2 separate regions of the Homo sapiens genome follow, and region 1 is linked to region 2. A link is a loop called in an ENCODE intact Hi-C map of the cell type or tissue named here. Cell type or tissue: ovary. All regions are shown on one strand. Links, peaks and the distances in the headings refer to the core of each region. The heading gives the core; the rest is flanking DNA. Region 1 holds the start of ARL5C (ARF like GTPase 5C). Region 2 has its middle 19 kb from the start of STAC2.

The links. Peaks named below come from ENCODE experiments on the same cell type or tissue, not always from the same donor. Only the 100,000 strongest peaks of a DNase experiment are listed, where the experiment ranks them.
Region 1: a loop joins it to region 2, with 4 times the contacts of the local background. A loop is called at or near these places in 43 of 110 quality-filtered maps.

Annotation. Positions count from the first base shown.
Region 1 is chr17:39,160,099-39,171,824 of GRCh38, forward strand. It overlaps ARL5C (ARF like GTPase 5C), which reads right to left and starts at 6,063. Exons shown (of 6, transcript NM_001143968.1): 1 at 5,617-6,063; 2 at 4,981-5,041; 3 at 2,613-2,760; 4 at 1,170-1,253; 5 at 493-644. The coding sequence starts at 5,662. RefSeq lists enhancers at 4,890-5,691, 5,692-6,493. In ovary, for the core only: a CTCF peak has its summit at 4,707 (motif pointing right); DNase peaks (open chromatin) are centred at 4,823 and 5,237; H3K4me3 peaks cover 1,120 bases.
Region 2 is chr17:39,238,680-39,250,405 of GRCh38, forward strand. It overlaps the pseudogene LOC101929578. Among named protein-coding and RNA genes, the nearest start is that of STAC2, 19 kb to the left of the region's middle. RefSeq lists an enhancer at 5,675-6,249. In ovary, for the core only: a CTCF peak has its summit at 6,255 (motif pointing left); DNase peaks (open chromatin) are centred at 5,452 and 6,232.

The DNA.
Region 1 (11,726 bases), core at 1,271-9,270, 79 kb before region 2:
GAGGCCGGTGGACCACCTGTGGTCAGGAGTTCAAGACCAGCCTGGCCAACCCCATCTTTACTAAAAATATAAAAATTAGCCAGGCGTGGTGGCGGGTACCTGTAATCCCAGCTACTCCGGAGGCTGAGGCAGGAGAATTGCTTGAACCTGGGAGGCGGAGGTTACAGTGAGCTGAGGTCATGCCATTGCACTCCAGCCTGGGCAACAAAGAGCAAAACTCTGTCTCAAAAAAAAAAAAAAAGAGAGAGAGATTATTGCATTTAGGCGGAGTGCTACCTCTTTCTCCACTAGAACAAGCCCCTGAGAGCAGGGATGCTGTCTGCTTGTGGCTTACCCACCACATCTCACCTGTGGGGAGATGCCAAATTGGCTTGGCCCAGGAGCCAACTGTGAACCAGATTCTCACAGGAGAGAGGCAGGAGAAGGGTTCTGATGGTCAGTCATCCATTGGTTCAGCCAGGCCCTAGAGATCCAGGTAGGGCAGCCACTAACCCTTCCCTGGTGAGGGCACAGCAGCCTTGTATATGCCACGAGTGGTCTTTGATGGTGCTGAGAGTAAGGAAATGGGAGATCTCCACCATCCTCATGGAGTCCTTCACGTCCTGCTTATTGGCAAATATCAGGACTGAAGCATCCTGTAGAGCCTGTGGACAGAGGAGCCCAGCCCCAGTCAGCCTGCTAGTGCCCAGCCTTCCTTCCTACTGCCTCACAGGCGCTCTCTGGCTCCCTCTCCAGCTGTCCCAGGAAGAGAGGCCCATGCCTGGATGGGGCAGAGATGGGGGCCCTGCCACAATGGTAGCAACCGTATCAAATAACATCAGCAGCTCAAGGAAAGCCTCTTTATGACAATCCCATAGGTGGGAATTGATGATCCTCCTCATTTTATACTTGGGGAAACTGAGGATTAGAGAGGTGAAGTCACTTGTCCAAAGTCCTACAGTGAATGAAAGATGGAGTTAGAACTTGAACCAGCAACTCTGGCTTCTATAGTCAATTGCACTGAGGGTACTGATGCCCTTCATCAGGCACAAACCAGCCCTCCTCATGCTGCTGGTATAGAGGCTCTCAGAAACTGGGACAGCAGGAACGAATCTCAGAGAAGCTAAGTGACCAGCCTGAGGGCACACAGCTAGTACCACTGGGCCCTCTCCCAACTGCAGGGGGCTTACCTCATGGGCCAGCATTTTATATAGCTCCTCCCGAGTGGTCAGCAGCCGATCCCGGTCCGTGCTGTCAATCACAAGGATGATAAACTGGGCAGCAGAGGGGAGCCGTGAGAGACAGGCTTTCTCTTTGGTAAATGTGTTTCCTGCCCTCTTTCTTTCCCCACTGGTCTCTGCACTGCCCAGATGTCAGCCCCAGAGAAATGAAAGCATGCAGCCTCAAGATTTCACCACCCTGCTTCCATTATAATTGTCTTTTTTTTTTTTTTTGAGGCGGAGTCTCGCTCTGTCATCCAGGCTGGAGTGCAGTGGCGCAATCTTGGTTCACTCCAACTTCTGCCTCCTTAGTTCAAGCGATTCTCCCACCTCAGCCTCCCAAGTAGCTGGGATTACAGGCGCGTGCCACCACACCCGGCTAATTTTTGTATTTTTAGTAGAGACGGGGTTTCGCCATGTTGGCCAGGATGGTCTCAAACTCCTGATCTCAGGTCATCTGCCTGCCTCAGCCTCCCAAAGTGCTGGGATTACCACCAGGTGTGCTGCCACACCTGGCCTGTAATTGTCTTTTCTATCCAGACATGGGAATAGCACACCTCTGACTGTGTGGCAGAGGCTGTGCTACATAAGCATTGGGTGTTCATGACTCCATTTAGGCCTTACCACAACGCTGTGGACTTGGTACTGTTAGTATCCCCATTTTACAAATGAAGAGACTGAGGCTCAGTGAGGCTATGTATCTTGCTCTTGACCACACAGCTGGTGAGTAGCAGTGCTGGAAATGGAACCCAGCTCTGTCTCGGTCCAGGAATTATACCACTGAATTCTACTCCTGCTGGAGTAAGAAAGTAAGGCCCCTAGAGAGAAGGGGCCTACCCATCCAGTGCATCAAACAGAAAGCTGCCAGCAGCTGCCAGGAAGTATTCAAACACGTTAACAGGCAGGCACTGCACTGTGTTGAGTATCTGACATATATGCATTACATATTGGTTTGTTATTTAATTTTCACAACAACTTAGGGAGATCATTATATATATGTATATATAAAACTTTTTTTTTGAGACAGAGTCTTGCTCTGTTGCCCAGGCTGGAGTTGCAATGGCGTGATCTCGGCTCACTGCAACCTCTGCCTCCCAGGTTCAAGCAGTTCTCCTGTCTCAGCCTCCCGAGTAGCTGGGATTACAGGTGCCTGACACCATGCCCAGCTAATTTTTGTATTTTCAGTAGAGGTGGGGTTTTGCCATGTTGGCCAGGCTGGTTTCGAACTCTTGACCTCAGGTGATCCACCCGCCTTGGACTCCCAAAGTGCTGGGATTACAGGTGTGAGCCACAGGAACCGACCATTATAATCTCTATTTCACAAGTTGGGGAACCAAGGCTCAGAAAGGTTACATGACAGTCTGATATCACACGCCTGCCTTGGAGACCCTTCAGCCCTGGTGCCCTCCTCACCTCAGTGTTGGAGTAGTATGTGTTCCAGATAAAGCTCAGAGCCTCAGGTCTCACTATGTCCCACATGAAGAAGTGGGTCTTCGGCAGAATGATCTCCTCCACGTTGCTGCCAATGGTGGGACACATATGGACCACCTCATTGGTCAAGCTGGGGAGGTAGGAGTGGGCACCAAGAGCTCAGTCCAGCCTACTCCCAACTCTGGCCCCCAAATGCTCTACTCCCAAAGCAGTCTGAATCTAACTCAGAACAAGTCCACCCAGGTTCACCAAACACCTGCTCGGAGCCAGGCCCCGTGCTGGGCCCTGGGGAATGAAGACAGGAGTGAGACTAAGCCCTGCCCTGGCTTGGACCCCAGAGAAGGGAAACATCTTAGAGGAGGCTCCTCAAACTTTATCTCTTTTTTTCTTTTTATAGAAACAGGGTCTCACTGTGTTGCCCAGGCTTACCTTGAACTCCTGACCTTGGGCTCCTGTCAAGAGATCCTCCTGCCTTGGCCTCCCAAAGTGCTGGGATTACAGGCATGAGCCACAGAGCCCAGCCTCCTCAAACTTTAATATGCAGTTGAATGACCTGAGAGTTTTGTCAAAATGCAGATTCTGACCCAGTGAGTCTGGGCAGGGGTCCAGGCTTTTGCCTTTCTTTCTTTCTTTCTTTCTTTCTTTCTTTCTTTCTTTCTTTCTTTCTCTCTTTCTTTCCTTCTCTCTCTCTCTTTCTTTCTTTCACAGAGTCTCACTCTGTCGCCCAGTCTGGAGTGTAGGTACGATCATGTCTCCCAGGTTCAAGCAATTCTCCCGCCTCGGCCTCCTGAGTAGCTGGGATTACAGGAGCACACCCCCACGCCAGGCTTATTTTTGTATTTTTGTAGAAACGGGGTTTCGCCATGTTGGCTGGGCGAGTCTCGAACTCCTGACCTCAAGTGATCCATCCACCTTGGACTCCCAAAGTGCTGGGATTACAGGCATGAGCCACCGCATCCGGCCACAGTTTTGCTTTTTTTTTTTTTTTTTCCTTGAGATGTAGTCTCTCTCTGTCGCCCAGGTTGGAGTGCAGTGGCACAATCTCAGCTCACTGCAACCTCCGCCTCCCTTTGTCGCCCAGGCTGGAGTACAGTGGCGCAGTCTCAGCTCACTGCAACCTCTGCCTCCCGGGTTCAAGTGATTCTCCTTCCTCAGCCTCCAGAGTAGGTGGGATTACAGGCATGTGCCACCACGCCCAGCTAATTTTTATATTTTTTTAGTAGAGATGGGGTTTCGCCATGTTGGCCAGGCTGGTCTCGAACTCCTGTCCTCAGGTAGATCCACCCACTTCAGCCTCTCAAAGTGCTGGGATTACAGGCGTGAGCCACCTTGCTCAGCCCTTTGTTGTTGTTGTTGTTGTTGTTGTTGTATTTTTAGTAGAGACGAGGTTTCACCATGTTGGCCAGGCTGCTCTTGAACTCCTGATCTCAGGTGATCCGCCCGCCTCGGCCTCCCAAAGTGCTGCGATTACAGGCACTTTGAGAGCAACAGCGCCCGGCCATGGTTTTGCATTCCTAATAAGCTTTCAGGTGATGCCTGTGTGACTGGTCTGTAGACCACACTTTGAGGAGCAAGAGTTTAGAAAAATGAGACAGACACAGTGAGGGACATCAGAGAGGTGCTTTGTTTAAAGTGACATAGAAAATATACACATGCTTTTATATGTAAATAATGCTTCTGAAAAGTTACGCAAAGTTACAATAGGAGGAAAACTAGGAGCCAGAGGCAAGAAGGAAACTTACTTTTCACCGTGTATTCCTCCATTGTTTGAAATTTTCCTTTATAATTTTTTAAAATCATTACATGTATTACTTTTTCATGGAAAAGCTTCTCCTAAGTAAAGTACTTTGGAGGCTGTAAAATGGGAGAGGTGCCATCCAGAGAGCGAATATCGGGGAAAGCTGCGATCGGTATTTACTCAGCACCACCCATATGTGCCAGGCTTGCTAGACCAGGAGCTACAGAGCCTCAGTGAGCCTTTGGGTTTGAAGAAGGGGAAGAAAGTTAACTGGCAGAGGGGACAGGGGTGAGAAAGGAGGGACCTGCCGCTAGAGGGAGCGAAGAGCAGGGAGGCAGTTTGGGACACTTGGCAGGCCTGGAGCTGGGTTTGGCAGGGCCCCCGGGAAGATGGAGGAAAGCAGTGGGAGCTAGGGTTGCCTGTACGGTGCAGGATTTGAATGCCAGACCGAGGAGCCGCAGTACTAGGAAGGTCCAAGCAGCGTGCCCAATCGCTCCTCCGGACTACAGAGGAGCCCGGGAACCCAGGGAAGAGCTCCAGTGATTGGTCCCCCTGCCTGTCAGTCTGGTGGGAGGCCCAGCTCTCTACCCTCCCCGCCCGAGAGTCACTTACAACCGGTAGAGAATGGTGGTCTTTCCTTCATTGTCCAGTCCCACGATGATGACCGTGTGCTCTGGAAGCGTCGGAGGAAGGGCAGCGTCAGGGCCAAACCCGAAGACCAAGGGACTGTGTGCCCCCACCAGACCTCCCAGGAAGGAGATAGCGCTCCCCGCAGGCTGGGGACCTCTGCCCACCGTACCGCGTCTGCTTCCCACCCAGCTCCGACACCTGCCCCACTCCGGGACGGTGGAAAAGACAGCTGAGCCCCCACCTCCCTTCACATTCCAGAAAAGTGTCTGAAAGGCCCGGGGCGCTTCGGGGCTTGCCAAGAGACGGTGTTTAGAGAAAGAGCATAACGCGAAGTCACAATCGCAGGAAACTCGCAGCAGCCCCCCATCCCCGCCGCTGGCTCCGTTTAGCGGGGAGAAAGGAGGGTCGCCCAGCTTTGCGTCCTGGGGCGCACCGAAGCGCCGGGACCCAAGAGGAGCAGGCAGGGACGGGGGCAGGGGAGGCCGCGGGGCAGTCGAGGAGCGCCCATATACGACCCTCGGAGCCCGAGGTCCCCCCGTGCGTCCGACCACAGATCAGAGGAGTCCCAGAAGAGGGCGAGATCAAAGCGCTCGCTTGGATGCCCTGTGCGCCCCTTACCCTGGTTCCCGAAGATGCTCATTAACTTGGCGATCAGCTGTCCCATGGCACTTCCCGGGCCGGACAGGTGCAGGAGGGCTCAGCGGCCTCAGGAGCGGAGTCGGCCCTGGTATTCGGAGCTCCGCTCCCCCGGGAGGGTCTGGCAGATTTTGCCTACGAAGTTAGGGAAGCCCCACACGTCACCAACCTGACCTGGGAACCCTCTGGGACGCTGGCCCTTCGTGGGCACTATGGACACCCCAGTGACTAAGGGCTGCCTGTCCCGGGCCCAAGAGGTGCAAGGAATATGGGGGTTCCAGGCTCCAGCCCTCCCCCTCGCCCTGCGAAAACTCCTGAGTTCTCCGGGTGGACTGCTCCACTACCGCAAATCAGGGGAGACTCAGCACTGCGCGCGGAACCGGATCCCAGCTCTCCCTCCTCTGAGTGCCATGTCTAGGGCACTAGACTGAAGCAAAACCCCAGGCGACCCACTTTCTGTACCTACCAGCTGTGTAGTACAGACAGGGCTCACCGATCCTCTCTGAGCTGGGAGAATATTCCAACCCTCCACAGATGTGCAGTTGGTTCACTAGCGTGGGTCTTGTGGGCCCACTCAAATTGCATTCCCCTGGGGAAGGGCAGGGTCTCCCCTTGATGCTTGGCAACTTCTAGGATAAATCAGTACTCCTACAATTCACGGACAAACCTACTGCCCAGGCACAGCTTCCTGATCCCCAAAAGTGGGCGCCTGAAGACAAGGATGGAGCATGAAGAGAGATCCTCCGGCTGGAGACCCTGCAGAGAGGCCCCAGATACCTGGCAGAGGAGTACATGGGCCAACAGAGAACCAGGAGGCCAGGCCTGAGGAGGGAATGGAAGGTGGAGTTTCCTGCTGTTGCTTGTGAATTTCTTTCTTTGCTTAAGCTGGGGGGAAAAAAACAAAAAATCAGATAACAAAAGGAGAAGTCCAAAAGGCAACGTGCCCTCAGGCTGCAGGAATGGTTAGCAGGAGATCCAGCCAACACACCAGGGAGCCAGCTCCTTCCACCCGACTGTACTGCCTTCCTGCAGCCTCCACTAAGGTAACAACCCTCCATTAAGGTAACAACTTTCTAACTGGTCTCCCTGCATCTTCCTCTCCTTTCCCAAGGCATCCTCTCCATGGCCCCTATTAACCTTCCTAAAGCACAGCTCAGGGTCTGTAACTCCCCCAGCTCATAGATCTTCAATGGCTCCCTATTGCTCACTGGATTCAGATCAGTCTCCACTTGACATTCAAGAGCTTCCACGAACAGCCCCCACCTGCCTTCACAGGTTTATCTCCCAGGCTCTGTATCTACTGGTTCCTGCCTATACATGCCTGGCTCTTTCTGATGGTGCCTTTGCTTCTGCATTTCCTCCTTGAGTGCCTTTCACCTTCTCAGAAAGGAGAATGCCTGAGACCCATTAGCTGCCCTGCCATAAAAGCCACCTGCTTCCCCAGCCCTGACTTGGTTCTCCAGCCACATGGGGCTTCTCCCTACACTGGGCTTATAGACGGGCAAGTCTGTTTCCTCCCATCAACTGTGAGTACCAGGGTGGGATTCATATATTGTTAACCAGCATATGACCTCCCCCGCCAGCCCAATCACTCCCTGCCTGGTCCAGAACCCTGCACACAGGAGGAATGTGTTGCTGTCAGACTGATGTAGAATGAGTTAAGCTACAGCCTGAGAAATGGCACTTGGAGTATTAAAAAAGGAATGTGAACACAAGTTTAAGAGGATTGAGGAAGGCTGGGAAGTTTGCGGGAAGAAGAAGGAAAATAGCTGACTAAATACAGACTTTCATCCCACCCTGCTTGGTGCCCAGAGTTAGAAGGATAGAGTTGACTGCCAGAGCCCATCTGGGCTGATTGCATTTCAGCCTTAGGAGAGAAGGAGCCAAGTCTGGGGCTGGGGGGTGGGGCACCAAGGGTGCTGAGGGAAGCAGCAGTGTCTTAAGCATTTTACCATCTGTTTCCTGGGGTTAGTGGGATGCGGGGAGGAACATCTTAGTGCATGCTGCCCTCCCCACCTCCTCTTTGCAGAATTGAAAGTAACACTCTGCAAGCTGGAAACACATTCAGTAAACAGACAAGGAGAGGGCATCTCTCTGAGCATACTCTGGCTCTGGAAGCTGCCTGATTAAAAAAAATAATAATTAAAAGAGAAAAGAAGAAAAAAAAAAGAAAAGAAAATAGAAAAACAGACGAGAAGATCTGCCTCCACTTTGAGGCCCAGGACCTGGATCTTAAGAAGCATTCATTCGTTCATTCATTCATTTGACAAATATGAGCCAGGAAATACATGAAGTAGACAAAACAGACCTAGTCCAGGTGTTTATGTTTTTGTTTTGTTTTGTTTTGTTTTGTTTTTTTGAGACAGAACCTTGCTCTGTCACCCAGGCTGGAGTCCAGTGGCAGGATCGCGGCTCACTGCAGCCTCAACCTCCCAGGCTCAAGTGATCCTCCCACCTCAGCTTCCTGAGTAGCTGGGAGTAGAGGTGAAAGCCACCACTCCCAGCTATTTTTTTTTTTTTTTTTTTTTTGTAGAGATGGGCTTCGCCATTGGTCTCCAACTCCTGGACTCAAACAATCTCCCGCCTCAGCCTCCCAAAGTGCTGGGATTACAGGTATGAGCCACTGCTCCCATTCCCAGTCTGGGTCTTTATGGAGCTTGTGGTCTAGAGAGAGAGACAGATACACACACACACACCCCTCTGAGAGACAGTAGGAAGGCCTGATTTAGAAAGAAAGCAAGGCACCCTTCTCTGAAGAAAATGAGAGGTGAACCTAGCTGGACTTCCTGGGTCGAGCGGGGACTTGGAGAACTTTTCTGTCTTACAAGAGGATTGTAAAACGCACCAATCAGCGCTCTGTAGCTAGCAAGAGGATTGTAAAATGCACCAATCAGTGCTCTGTAAAAACGCACCAATCAGTGCTCTGTAGCTAGCAAGAGGATTGTAAAATGCACCAATCAGTGCTCTGGAAAATGCACCAATCAGCACTCTGTAAAACGCACCAATCAGCAGGATCCTAAAAGTAGCCAATCACAGGGAGGATTGAAAAAAAGGGCACTCTGGCAGGGTGCAGTGGCTCGGGCCTGTAATCCCAGCACTTTGGGAGGCCGAGGGGGGCAGATCACGAGGTCAGGAGTTCGAGACCAGCCTGACCAACATGGTGAAACCCCATCTCTACTAAAAATGCAAAAATTAGCTGGGCGTGGTAGTGCCCACCTGTAATCCCAGCTACTCAGGAGGCTGAGGCAGGAGAATTGCTTGAACCCGGGAGGCAGAGGTTGCAGTGAGCCGAGATCGCGCCATTGCACTCCAGCCTGGGCAACACAGTGGGACTCCATCTCAAAAAAAAAAAAAAAAAAAAAAAAAAGAAAGAAAAGAAAAGAAAGGAAAAAAAAAGAAAAAGAAAAAAGCGCACTCCGATAGGACAGAAACAGAACATGGGCGGGGCCAATAAGGGAATAAAAGCTGGCCACCTCCCAGCCAGTAGCAGCAATGTGCTCGGGTCCCGTTCCACGCTGTGGAAGCTTTAGTTCTATTGCATTCTTTTGCTCTTTACAATAAATCTTGCTGTTGCTTAATCTTTGTGTCCGTGCCATCTTTAAGAGCTGTAACACTCACCGCGAAGGTCCGCGGCTCCATTCTTGAAGTCAGCGAGACCACGAACCCCACCAGCAGGAACCAACTCCGGACACAAAAAGATTATTGGAGCTAAGACAAAATTTTTCTCTAAGATACTGAACTGGGACAGCCCCTTGTCCCTGGACCATGGTGGCCTCAGCCTAGTTCTCTTTAGTGTAGAACAGTGGAAACCTTAAGCCACATGTAGGACCTGGGCCTCTCCCACATCACCTCATTCTGGGACAGAACCCACTGCAAAAACAGGAGCAGCTAGTCAGGGAAGGAAACAAAGGGTCCCAGGTAGCAGAAGTCCCCAGTCCCTCAGTTCCTGCCTGGTCTCAGCTGACTTCATGGTTGTCGAAATCCTCACACATGGACAACCACTAACTTGCTGATGGTGTAGCCAGAGTTAATTGAGAGCTTCTGATTACCAAGAAACAAGAATCTGCCCCCATCTCTCGCTATCTCCAAGCCAGCTAGAAATGCCTTTCCTGCAAGTTCCAGGCAAATGCAATTTCTTTTCTCTCTTTTTTTTTTTTTTTTTTAGACAGAGTCTCCCTCCATCGCCCAGGCTGTAGTGTAGTGGCTCCATCTCAGCTCACTGCAACCTCCCCCTCCTGGGTTCAAGCGATTCTCCTGCCTCAGCCTCCCAAGTAGCTGGTATTACAGGCACCCACCACCACGCCTGGCTAATTTTTGTATTTTTAGTAGAGATGAGGTTTCACCATGTTGGCCAGGCTGGTTGCGAACTCCTGACCGCAAGTGATCCACCCACCTCGACCTCCCAAAGTGCTGGGATTACAGGTATGAGCCACCGTGTCCGGGCTGCAAATGCAATTTCAGGCAGAAGGCACATGGGGCACAAATACACTCAGACACCTGCTTCCTCCTTCTCAAACCCCCAGCCCCCGCTTGCAGAAGCTGATGCATCCTGGGACAAGGGAATTAGCACTGAACTTGGGGGTCAAAGGCACCACAGAACTTGACATCTATATATCTGAGTTCAAATCCTTGCCTCATGGCTGTATAACTGTGGTCAAATAGTTTAACCTCTCTGAACTTTGTAAACTGGAGTTAATAATACCTGACATTGATTCAAAACATCAGACTCTACTCCAGACCTCTCTGTGGAGCTCCAGACCATGTACCCAGCTGTCTTTTCCTCTTCTCTCTCTTTTTTTTTTTTTTTTTTTTGAGATAGAGTCTCGCTCTGTCACCCAGGCTGGAGTGCAGTGGCGTGTTCTCAGTTACTGCAACTTCCACCTCCCGAGTTCAAGCAATTCTCCTGCCTCAGCCTTTGAGTAGCTGGGATTACAGGCGCCCACGACCACACCCAGGTAATTTTTGTATTTTCAGTAGAGATGAGGTTTCACCATGTTGCCCAGTCTGGTCTCGAATTCCTGACCTCAATTGATCTGCCCACTTGGTCCTCCCAAAGTGCTGGGATTACAGGCACAAGCCAGCACGCCCAGCCTCTGCTTCTCTTCTTGAATGTCCCACAGGCACCTCAAACCCACTTTGACCAAAGATGGACTGATCACTTCTGCCCCTAACTTCTTTGTTTTTTTTTACCTGCTTTTGCTGAGAAGACCACCATCAGCAGTCACTCCCTTTTTTTTTTTTTTTTTTTTTTTTTTAAGACAGAGTCTTGCTCTGTCACCCAGGCTGGAGTGCAGTGGTGTGATCTCAGCTCACCACAGCCTCGCCTCCTGGGTTCAAGCGATTCTCCTGCTTGGCCTCCAGAGTAGCTGGAGGCGTGTGCCACTGCACCCGGCTGATTTTTGTATTTTTAGTAGAGACAGGGTTTTGCCATGTTGGCCAAACTGGTCTTGAACCCCTGACCTCAGGTGATCCGCCCGCCTCGGCCTCCCAAAGTGCTGGGATTACAGACATGAGCCACCACACCTGGCCACCTCTCTTTCTCTCTCTTTTTTTTTTTTTTTTCTTTTTTTTTAGACGGAGTCTCCCTCTGTTACCCAGGCTGGAGTGAAGTGGTGTGACCTCAGCTCACCACAACCTCCGCCTCCCAGGTTCAAGTAAATCTCCTGCCTCACCTCCCGAGTAGCTGGGATTATAGGCGCCGCCACCACGCCTGGCTAATTTTTGTATTTTTAGTAGAGATGGGGTTTCACCATGTTGGCCAGGCTGGTCTCAAACTCCTGACCTTGTGATCCACCCACCTCGGCCTCCCAAAGTGCTGGGATTACAGGCGTGAGCCACCGTGCCCGGCCTCACCTTCCTTTCTCTTATCAGCCGCCTCCACTTGCTCTCCAAGAGCTCAAGATGCTAACATTTATTTATTAATTTAATTTCTTTATTGAGACACGGTCTCGCTCTGTCATCCAGGCTGGAGTGCAGTGGTGTGATCATAGCTCACTGCAGCCTTGACTTCCTGGGCTCAAGAGATCCACCATACCTCAGCCTCCCTATCACAGCCTCCCGAATAGCTGGGACTACACACGCAGCTAATTTTT
Region 2 (11,726 bases), core at 1,866-9,865:
ACGCCAGTCCTATGAGGTCCGGATGCTCTGCAGCTCCAAGCCGTGTGATGCCACCCAGTGCCCCCAGCTGCTGAAGGTGGGTACACTCCTCCCCGGAAGTGGCAAAGGCTGGGTATGACTGTTTCTCTGGGCAAGAAGCCAATGTCATCACAGTGATATCATCGTCACGGAGAACCCTCTCACGTCCGTCATTTAATTGGACCCTCACAACAGCTCCGTGGTGGGCAAGAATTGAAGAAACAGGCACAGAGAAGTTAAGTGTTTTCTCAAGGACACAGAGCCAGCAAGTAGCAGAACTGAGATTTAGAAACACATTTACACAGTGTAGGCTGGCCACAGTGGCTCACGCCTGTAATCCCAGCACTTTGGGAGGCTGAGGCGGGCGCATCACCTGAGGTCAGGAGTTCAAGACCAGCCATGGTGAAACCCCGTCTCTACTAAAAATGCAAAAATTACCTGGGCATGGTGGTGCACACCTGTAATCCCAGGTACTCGGGAGGCTGAGGCATGAGAATGGCTTGAACCCAGGAAGCAGAGGGTGCAGTGAGCAAAGATCGCACCACTACACTCCAGCCTGAGCAACAAAGCAGACTCTGTCTCAAAAAAATAATAATAATAAAAATAAAATTAGAAATATATTTACACAGTGTTATTCACACACATGACCTTTTCTCAAAAAATTACCTATTTAGCCCCCATTCTATGCCAGAAAATGTTCCATGAGCTAGGGATTCATCAGTAATGAGACAGATGTGGCTCCCTTCCTCAGGAGGCTTGCATTCTACTAAGACAAACAAGTAATTACACATATTCTGTGAAATGACCAACAGTGACATGTTGCAAAGAAATGGGTGGCGTGCCTAGGGTGGGAAGGCATTAACTCCCCCTTTTTACAGATGAGGAAACTGAGGCTCAGGGTCTCTAGATTACTTCTCTGGTTCACAGTCGTGAGTGGCAGATGGGCATTTGAACACGCATTGGTGATTCTAAGTCCTAATGCCTCCTGGGGTAGGAAGGGAGGTGTGGGAAGGTCAGCCTACACAGGTGTGAAAACTGGGTCCTCAATGCTGGCGTCCTCTGACTGTGCGCCACGCCCTCCTGTGGCTGCAGAGTGTGGTGCAGGTGATGTTCCACGACCCGCACCTGCAGTACACAGAGCAGCAGCGGCAGCTGGCTGGGTGGAGGTGGAGCCGGGCCCAGGGACCGCATCCTGGACATCGATGAGTGGGGAAAGGCCGGGGGCCCTTCGAGCCTGAGCTCTGGCTCAGGAGTCCTTGTGGACTGGGAAGGCTGAGCCTGGCTCCCTGCTTGCCACCCTGTGCCTGCAGATGTGCCACTGTCCGTGGGAGTGATAGAACCCCAAGTGCTGCTCTCACAACTCAACATGGTGGAGTTTCACTGGGACCCAACAAAGAGGACATCTCTCTTCCTGCAGGTGAGCCTGAAGCTGGGCCTGGGAAAAGGCTGGAGGTCAGAAGGGGGTGGCAACCGTGTAGGTGGAAAAGGAAGGTGAGTTTGGGCAGGGGTGAGGGGAAAATAAGAATGACTCTCGGCCAGGTGCGAAAAAAAAGGATATATATTTTTTCTTTGCTTTTTTTTTTTTTTTTTTTGAGATGGAGTTTCACTCTTGTTGCCCAGGCTGAAGCGCAATGGCATGATCTCGGCGCACCACAACCTCCACCTCCCCGCTTCAAGCAATTCTCCTACCTCAGCCTCCTGAGTAGCTGGGATTACAGGCATGCGCCATCATGCCCGTCTAATTTTGTATTTTTAGTAGAGACAGGGTTTCTCCATGTTGGTCAGGCTGGTCTTGAACTCTCAACCTCAGGTGATCCACCCACCTCAGCCTCCCAAAGTGCTGGGATTACAAGACTGACCCACCGTGCCTGCCTTACCACTTCTTAGCATGGATCTTACCCAGGTCCTGTAGCCTCTGTGAGCCTTAGTTTCCTCACTCTAAAGTTGGACTCTTTCACTGTTTTTCACGGGATTATGGGCAGGCTACTGTGAGTACTGGGTGTGAAGAGAGAAGATGCTGCTTACCCTTAGAATCCTGGTGCCAGGCCAAACACAGAGGCTGCAGGCTGCTCGGGGTGGCAGGCCTGAAAGGCTTCCTGGAGTGGATTGGCAGATTTAGCAAATAAAATATAGGATGCTCAAATTTGAATTTTACTTTATTTTTATTTATATTTATTTATTTATTTTTGAGACAGAGTCGCCCAGGCTGGAGTGCAATGGCGCGGTCTGGGCTCACTGCTGCAACCTCTGCCTCCCAGGTTCAGGTGATTCTCCTGTCTCAGCCTCCTGAGTAGCTGGGATTACAGCACAGGCCACCATGCCCAGATAATTTTTGTATTTTTAGTAGAGACAGGGTTTCACCATGTTGGCCAGGCTGGTCTCAAACTCCTGACCTCAGGTGATTCTCCTGCCTCAACCTCCCAAAGTTCTGGGATTACAGGCATGAGCCACTGTTCCCCATTTTATTTATTTATTTTGAAACAGAGTGTTGCTTTGTTGCCCAGGCTGGAGTACAGTGGTGTGATCCCAACTCACTGCAACCTCTGTCTCCCAGTTTCAAGTGATTCTCCTGCCTCAGCCTCCCAAGTAGCTGGGATTACAGGAGCATGCCACCATACCCAGCTAATTTTTGTATTTTAGTAGAGAGATGGGGGGTCTTATCATGTTGGCCAGGCTGGTCTTGAACTCCTGACCTCAAGTGAACTGCCCGCCTCAGCCTCCCAAAGTGCTGGGATTACAGGCGTGAGCCACTGCACCCAGCATTATTATTTTAAATTATTGTTTTTTTTATATAGAGAGGGTCTCACTCTGTCACCTAGACTGGAGTACAGTGATGCAATCATAGCTCACTGCAGCCTGGAACTCCTGGGTATAGGCAATCCTCCTGCCTCAGCCTCCCGAGTAACTGGGACTATAGGCATGTGCCACTAGGCCCAGCTAATTCTTAAATTTTTTTGTAGAGGTGAGGTCTCACTCTGTTGCCCAGGCTGGCCTCAAACTCCCGGCCCAAAGCGATCCTCTTGCCTCTGTCTCCTGCTGTGTGCTGGGATTATAGGTGTGAGCCACCACACCAGCCAAATTTAAATTTTAAATGTTTTTTAAAACAAAGTCTCTTGAACCCAGGAGGCAGAGCTTGCAGTGAGCCGAGATTGCACCACTGCACTCCAGCCTGGGCGACAGAGGGAGACTCCGTCTCAAAAAAAAAAAGAAAAAAAAAATTTTTTTAGTATAAGTATATTCCATGCAATAGTTGAGATACACTTACACTAAAAATTATTTGTTGTTCATCTGAGATTCAAACTTTACTAGGCATCCTGTATTTTATCTGGCCGCTCAACTACCCTTGAAGGGGATGTCTTAGCTCAGATGTGAGTAGGGGAGCTTTCTGGGTAGAGGCCTCTGGGGAAAACTGCAGGTGTGTTGGGGTCCTGATTAGGGAGGCAGGGTGGGTCAGTGGGTTCACTGACGGATGAGAAAGAGCAGCCGTGCAGCAATGCTTGACTTGACTCTTTAAGGTGATCCAATACCAGGGTTAGGAACTTTGCTTCTGGTCTCACAACCATGGGGAGCCATTGAAGGATTTTGACCAAGGGAAAGAACGTAGTAAAGTGATGCTTTAAGAATGGAAACTTGGGGCCGGGTGCGCTGGCTCACGCCTGTAATCCCAGCACTTTGGGAGGCCGAGGCGGGTGGATCACGACACAAGGTCAGGAGATCAAGACCATCCTGGCTAACACGGTGAAACTCCGTCTCTACTAAAAATACAAAAAATTAGCCGGGCGTAGTGGTGGGCGCCTGTAGTCCCAGCTACTTGGGAGGCCGAGGCTGGAGAATGGTGTGAACTTGGGAGGCGGAGCTTGCAGTGAACCAGCCTGACCAACATGGAGAAACCGTCTCTACTAAAAATACAAAATTAGCTGGGTGTGGTGGCACATGCCTGTAATCCCAGCTACTCGGGAGACTGAGGCAGGAGAATTGCTTGAACCCGGGAGGTAGAGGTTGCTGTGAGCCGAGATCACGCCATTGCACTCCAGCCTGGGCAAAAAAAAAAGAATGGAAGCTTGGCCGGGAGCTATGGTTCATGACAGTAATCCCAGCACTTTGGGAGGCCGAGGCGGGGGGATCACTTGAGGTCATGAGTTTGAGACCAGCCTGGCCAACATGATGAAACCCCCATCTCTACTAAAAATACAAAAATTAGCTGGGCATGGTGGCATGCGCCGGTAGTCCCAGCTATTCCAGAGGCTGAGGCAAGAGAATCGCTTGAACCTGAGAGGCGGAGGTTGCAGTGAGCCAAGATCACACCATTGCACTCCAGCCTGGGTGACAGAGCAAGACCCCGTCTCAAAAAATAAAATAGAATGGACACTGGTTGGGGATGGAAAGTTGCTGTCGTAGTATGTGGCTGACAGGTGGCAGGCGGGTAACGGGTTTTGGGTGGACTCCCTTGCATGTGGGTGGATCTGGAGTCGCCCTGTTTTCTCTGTTTCTTCTCCATCTCAGTTCACACCTCGGAAGAAAGGTGGAGAGAAAGGCATCCCTTTCCGCCTCCAGATCGACACCTTCAGGCCCAGTGACAAGGGGCTGCCGCTAGACCACCTGCACTCAGCTGGCTGCCTCATCAAGGTGTTTAAGGTACAGGCAGCAATGGGGCCCATTTTCCTCTCTCTCAGGGCTGTCACCTGGCCTCGCCGGCTGTGTGGGTTCTGGCCCCACGTTGCTGTGGATCCTCAGCCTGCTGTGCCCCATCTCTTGGACTGTTTCCTTTTCTGTACACAGAGGGATGGGGCTTGGTCTCTGTCTCACAGCCAATCCAACAGAGCCACTGAAGAGAGGCAGGCAGGTAAAGAAAGAGTCTTTGGGCCGGGCGCGGTGGCTCACGCCTGTAATCCCAGCACTTTGGGAGGCTGAGGTAGGTGGATCACAAGGTCAAGAGGTCGAGACAAGCCTGGCCAATAGGGTGAAACCCCATCTCTACTAAAAATACAAAAATTAGCCGGGCGTGGTGGCACGAGCCTGTAATCCCAGCTACTCGGGAGGCTGAGGCAGGAGAATCGCTTGAACTCAGGAGGCGGAGGTTGCGGTGAGCTGAGATCGCGCCACTGCACTCTAACCTGCACAACGGAGCGAGACTGCAGCTCAAAAAAAAAAAAAAAAAAAAAAAGAAAAGAAAGGAGCCTGAGGCTTTCCTCATCATCCTCCTGCAGCACAAAGGAGCGGAAACTGAAAATGGACCGTGAGAAGATGGAGAAACAGCCCCTGCATGAGAGGGACAAGTATCAGACCGCCTGCGAGAGCACTGTCTTCTTGGAGGTGTGTGTGTTGGGGCGAGAGCAGGAGGGGAGAGTTGGAGAAAAGATCCTCACGGTACAGATGGGGAAATGGAGGCCTCCAGGGCTCTGACTGCTGCAAGCCCATCACAGCCCCCTGGGGACTCCACCACTTCCTGCAAAGGACACTCTCTGCCCTGTCTGTGGTTGTTGAAGCTTCCAGGAGCTGACGCCCTCCAGGCTGCCTGTCCTACGCGGGCCATCGCCACCTCCTTCCTTGTGTGCTCCCTCTGCCTGGCCCCCTCCTCCTCCTGCTGCTCCTCCTGGCCAGCTCCTCCAAGGCCCTTCCTCACTGCCCCAGGCCCGCCGGGTGGTTAACTTCTTCCTTCCTGTGGAAACCCAGTCCACTTGTCAGGCCCCTGGTCAGCTCTTAATATACAGGTGGAGAGAAGGGAGCAATGACCAGCCTTGCTGTGTGTTTGCCTGCAGTGTTCGCCATGGCCGGAGTCCCCTGCAAGGCCCCGGCCACCTCTCAGCTCTCTGGCTCTGACCTCTCCCCACTCCTGCAGGCTCTTGTCCCCAGAAAGGTGAGGCAGGATGAGCACCTCCTGTCAGCCCTTTGGGGTGAGAGTGAAGAAAAGAGCTCCCAGCCCAGGCATGGAGCAAAGGGCAGGGCTGGGGATTGGTGGGGAATTTGTGGGGTGAGGACAGGAGCAAGCTCTGTGTCCCAGGGCAGGCCTGGAGGAAGGGTGTTGGTGGAGGGAGACTGGCTGTAATGCTCCGCAGAGTTCTTGAACCTTTGCTCCTCCTCATAGGCTCTGTTCCTCACCACCATTCGCTCTGGATACCTTGGGGTGTAGCCCAGTTGAGGTGAGCCTTCCCCTTCCCACTCTCCACTGTCCCAAAGCCTTCTCCGCAGCTTCATCTCAAGCTCCAGAATGGAGTGGCCCTGCCCCCTGGTGGCCAGATGTGATATGGCCATAGATTGTAACTTACCTGATAAGACTGGGCAGGAAGAGCCTCCCTTCTCAGACTTGGGACCTCCCAAGGGAGGGGCTGTTTCCCTTTCTTGTTCTGTCCCTGGGTCCTGGTATTACCTGGACCATCCATTTTATACCTCAGGATCTGAACCAAAAAGCCCCCATCTCAGAGACACAGCAATGGTTGCATCAGCACTGGTTCTCCAGCTACTGCCGGATGCTGGCCAACTTCACTGGTGAGGCTAGTGTCTGGCAGGAGCCAGACCTGTAGGGGACTGAGAGTGGGTGGGACACACAGGCAGGAAGCCTGTCTCTGTCCTGGCTTGTTGTGGGCCCTTCAACTAACATTTACTGGGGACTAAGAGTTGCCCAGCATTGTGCTAGGCTCTCGTCTCACGAATTATCCCATATAATTTATACACTATTCCTTGAGGACAGTGCCCAGAGAGGTTAAATAACTTGCCCAAGGACACACAGCTAACAAGTGGCAGAACTGGCATTTAAATCCAAGCCTGACTCCCATATCTGAGCACACTAGGGCTATTTGTAGACTAATAGACTGTGTCCCTTACTTCCCACCCTTGATCCCAGGCCTCTTTCCTCAGTCTGGCCCTGTCTGACTCTACAGGTCTGGATCTGCTGAAGCTTACATGCCAGGACCTTATCCAAATCTGCGGGGCTGCTGATGGGATCCGCCTTTTCAATACTCTTAGAGCCAGGTGCTGGACACTGCCAACCAGGGTCCCCTTCCCACTGTAGTGGCCCTTACTAACTTAGCTAGCAGGTATGTTTCATACAATTTTTTTTTTAATATGGAGTTTCACTCTTGTTGCCCAGGCTGGAATGCAATGGCGCAATCTTGGCTCACTGCAACCTCTGCCTCAGGTTCAAGTGATTATCCTGCCTCAGCCTCCTGAGTAGCTGGGATTACAGGCGTCTGCCACCATGCCTGGCCAATTTTTTTTTTTTTTTTTTTTTTGAGACGGAGTCTTTTGCCCAGGCCGGACTGCAGTGGCACTATCTCGGCTCACTGCAAGCTCCGCCTCCTGGGTTCACGCCATTTTCCTGCCTCAGCCTCCCGAGTAGCTGGGACTACAGGCGCCTGCCACCGCGCCCGTCTAATTTTTTGTATTTTTAGTAGAGACGGGGTTTCACCACGTTCGTCAGGCTGGTCTTGAACTCCTGACCTCAGGTGATCCACCTGCTTTGGCCTCCCAAAGTGCTGGGATTACAGGAGTGAGCCACTGCACCCGGCTCATACAATGTTTAAGCCAGAAGTCACCTTAAAGACCACTTAGTCCCACTCCCTCTTTTTACAGAAGAAACTCAGGCCCAAGAAGGACAGTGACCAGTCTGAGGTCACAACCCAAAGCTGGCAGGGCTGGGGTGAAAAGCTAGGCTCCTGTGACCTCCTTCTGTGGCCATCCCACCTGCCTCATTCCATTTCTGGGGATAGAGATGTCTGTGGGGTTTTTTCCTCCCCATTTTTTCTCCCCCTAGTGTCCAGCATTCGTTAAATACCTAAGAACTACTTAGTGACCTCCCTCCCTCGAGACCTGGGAGGAGGCTGGGATCTCTCCTAGGATGGGGGCTAGAAGTGGGAGCTGTTAGTTCAGGTATAAGACTGATACATAGACTGTTTTCCTGGCCCAGGCCCATCTGTCACCAACTGACTTTGTATGTGGCTCAGGAGACCTCTAGGCAAGGGAACGAGGTTCCTAAGAACCCTGACTCAGGTGAGGTTCTGGCCTCTCTCTCCAGAACATAGGAAATTCAGGTGTAGCTGCATGAAACCTCTCCCTAGAAGAGGAATGGTGATACCCCACCATTCCTGGGACCCAGGATGCCCTTCTTGGCATTTCCCTACCTTCCATGACCAGATTAGTCCCTCTCCTTCCAGAATGTCTCCTTGGGTTTATTCACCATGTTCTACTCCTCCACCCCACCTGATCGTCACTGCATTAGCATATGGGATTAGAACATCATCTTGTTATGTACTTGGGTCCCAGTCACTAATATGTGGGTGTCCTGTCTTTAAACTGGGGGTTCCCCTCAGACACCTCCCAAAAGATGAGGGATGAGAGGTGAAGTAGACTTTTTTCTTTTTTTTTTTTTTTTGAGACGGAGTCTCACTCTGTTGCCCAGGCTGGAGTGCAGTGGCGCGATCTCAGCTCACTGCAACTTCTGCCACCCAGGTTCAAGAGATTCTCCTGCCTCAGCCTCCCAAGTAGTTGGGATTACAGGAGCCTGCCACCATGCCCAGCTAATTTTTGTAGTTTTTAGTAGAGATGGGGTTTCACCATCTTGGCCAGGCTGGTCTTGAACTCCTGACCTCGTGATCCACCCCTCGGCCTCCCAAAGTGCTGGGATTACAGGCATGAGCCACCACACCCAGCCAACTTTTCCCTCTTTACTTCTCCTCCCCCCACCCCATAGCCATCTTCCTGGCACCCCTGGTTTCCTGTGGGCACATCTCTGGACTCCCTTCCCCTGCTGACCCCTGCCTCTGTGTTGCCCATGCCCCCAGACTTTTATCAAGAGATCTCTCTGGATGAACTCAGTGCTGTAGAGCTGATGGGGAAACTGGCTGAGCTCTGGCCATCCCAGCCAATCAGATCCATCACCTTTTCCACCAGGGCACCGGGGGCATCTTCATTCTCCTCAGTGACCAGATAAAGGGCAGCCATTTCCTGTCGCAAATCCCCACGGAGGCCTCGCTAACACTTCTGCCTCAGATTAAGCTTTCTTTTCCATGGCATGGCTTGTTCTCTTTGGCTCCAATAACAAAATTGCCTTTGTGCCCGCTTCACTCTTACAGGTGGTCCAGAATTTTAAGGACGAATCATACTTTGTGGCTGTGGTGAAAAAAGGGATTTTAGAGGCAGAGGAGTGTGCCTGGCTGGCCCTATAAAGGGGGATAAGAGTGTGCTGAGCATATATTCCGTCTCCTAAATGAGACTAAAAGGCTCTTTGGGGGCCAGGCGCAGTGGCTCATGCCTGTAATCCCAGCACTTTGGGAGGCTGAGGCAGGTGGATCACTTGAGGACAGGAATTCAAAACCAGCCTGGCCAACATGGCAAAACCCCATCTCTATAAAAAATACAAAAAACTACCCGGGCGTGCTGGCACGTGCCCGTGGTCCCAGCTACTTGGGAGGCTGAGGCAGGAGAATCCCTTGAACCCAGGAGGCAGAGGTTGCAGTGAACCGAGATTGCCCCACTGCACTCCAGCCTGGGTGACAGAGCGAGTCTGTCTCAAACGTCTCAAAAACAAACAAACAAACAAAAAACCTCTTTGAAGGGGATTAAGGGGATGTGTCCCAATTAACTAGCAAACACCTGTGAATGCCAGCTTTGTGTCAAGGGGAGAGGGATTTGTATAGCTAAAAGATATTTATTGCTTAGGAAAAACATGACTGAATAAATGCATCCTCATTAAATAAAAAATGCTCCAGTTTCTGTTGTCAGGGAGTTTATTAGAGGGAAAGGTAAGGCCCCCACTTTTCTCCACCTGCCCCTGGCATGATACAAGGCAGAAGGGCAGGTGCTTCCTGGACATCATCTGGCATAGGGCACCTCTGACTAGTCTGCTTGGCATCTGGTTATTCAGATGTTTGCCTTCCACCCCTCCACATGCCAGAGCTGGTCAGCTTGGCTTATGTACACAAGGGGGTAGGAAGAGGTAGATGTGAAGTCGGGTTTTAAGACACGTGTGGCCGGGCGTGGTGGCTCACACCTGTAACCCCAGCACTTTGGGAGGCCGAGGTGGGCAGATCATGAGGTCAGGAGTTCAAGACCAGCCTGGCCAAAATGGTGGAACCCCATCTCTACTAAAAATACAAAAATTAGCCAGGCGTGGTGGCGGGCACTTGTAATCCCAGCTCCTCGGGAGGCTGAGGCAGGAGAATCGCTGGAACCCGGGAGGTGGAGGTTGCAGTGAACTATCGTGCTACTGCACTCCAGCCTGGGTGACGAGCGAAACTTCACCTCAAAAAAAGAAATAAAACAAAAAAACACTTGGGTGTGCCAGACGCATTGTAGGCTGCTTGGAGGGTGAGGACCTGACTGGTCCTGCTGGTGCCTTTTTACTGCTTTCGGTGCAGAATCCAGATGGCTACTACTTGGTTCTGACCTAGGCCAGGGGAACTCCACTGCTCAAGAGACTGATAGCTTGTCTTCACCAGAAACCTTGTTAAAACACTTGGCTGACTCAACAGGCTCCAGGTGAGCCAAAGTATCTTGCATCTCACCCCGAGAGGAGGCAAGTAGCCTCCAGCTTCACTTTTCTTTCTGGTCAGCAGCAATGGCTGTTGGAAGTCTTCCTTACCCATTCGTTCTTCTGAGCTGGCCAAGTTTATGAGGCAAAAAAAAAAAAAAAAAAACTGGCAATGTGGAAAGAGCTTTTGCCATGAGCAGTGTTGGCTGGTGATCACTGAGAGTGTTAATTCATTTAAAAATTTTAAGCCCTTTTTAAATTAAAAGTTAATTTTTAAAAGGTATATACACTTAATGTGTTGTCCAATGTGTTGAACATTTAATGTGGTGTTCAGTTTTCTTGGCTTTATTGTCCCCAAGGGGAAATGTCTTCTGCTTAAACTATAAACTAGGGCAAAGGATGGGGTCTGGAACAAGGGAATAAATCAATCCAGCTGGATCTTTTTTTCACAATTAGTTTGGGCAAAACTAATTACTAAAGCCTCCAAAAGACCATTCAATATTCAAATCACTGTACCTACTAAAAAACTCAGTTCTAAGAGATTTAGGAAATACTATAGCTATTATCTAGAATTGAGGCTATGGGGCTTTTAGAAAAAAAAATTTAGACATATTGTTTCCTTAGTTTTAAGAGATGAGGTCTCTGTTGTCCAGACTGGTCTTGAACTCTTGGTGTCAAGTGATCCTTCCATCTAAACTCTCAGTAGCTGGGATTATAGGTGTGCACCACTGTGCTTGACTTTTTTTTTTTTTTTACCTTAAATTTTATTAATCTTTCCCTAAAGTCATAAATTTAATTTTTTTTTTTTTTTTGAGATGGGAGTCTTGCTCTGATGCCCAGAGGTAGAGTGCAATGGTGCAATCAATCTGGGCTCACTGCAACCTCCACCTCTAGGATTCAAGCAATTCTCCTGCCTCAGCTTCCCGCATAGCTGGGATTACATGCTTGCACCACCACGCCCAGCTAATTTTTGCATTTTTGGTAGAGATGAGTTTCATCACGTTGGCCAGGCTGGTCTCAAACTCCTGACATCGTGATCCGCCTGCCTCAGCCTCCCAAAGTGCTGGGGTTACAGGCGTGAGCCACCGTGCCTGGCCTACTTTTTTTTTTTTTTAATTTATAAAGAAAAGAGGCTCTTTTTTGGCCGGGCGTGGTGGCTTACACCTGTAGTTCCAGCACTTTGGGAGGCTGAGGTGGGCGGATCACCAGTGGTCGGGAGTTCGAGATCAGCCTAGCTAACATG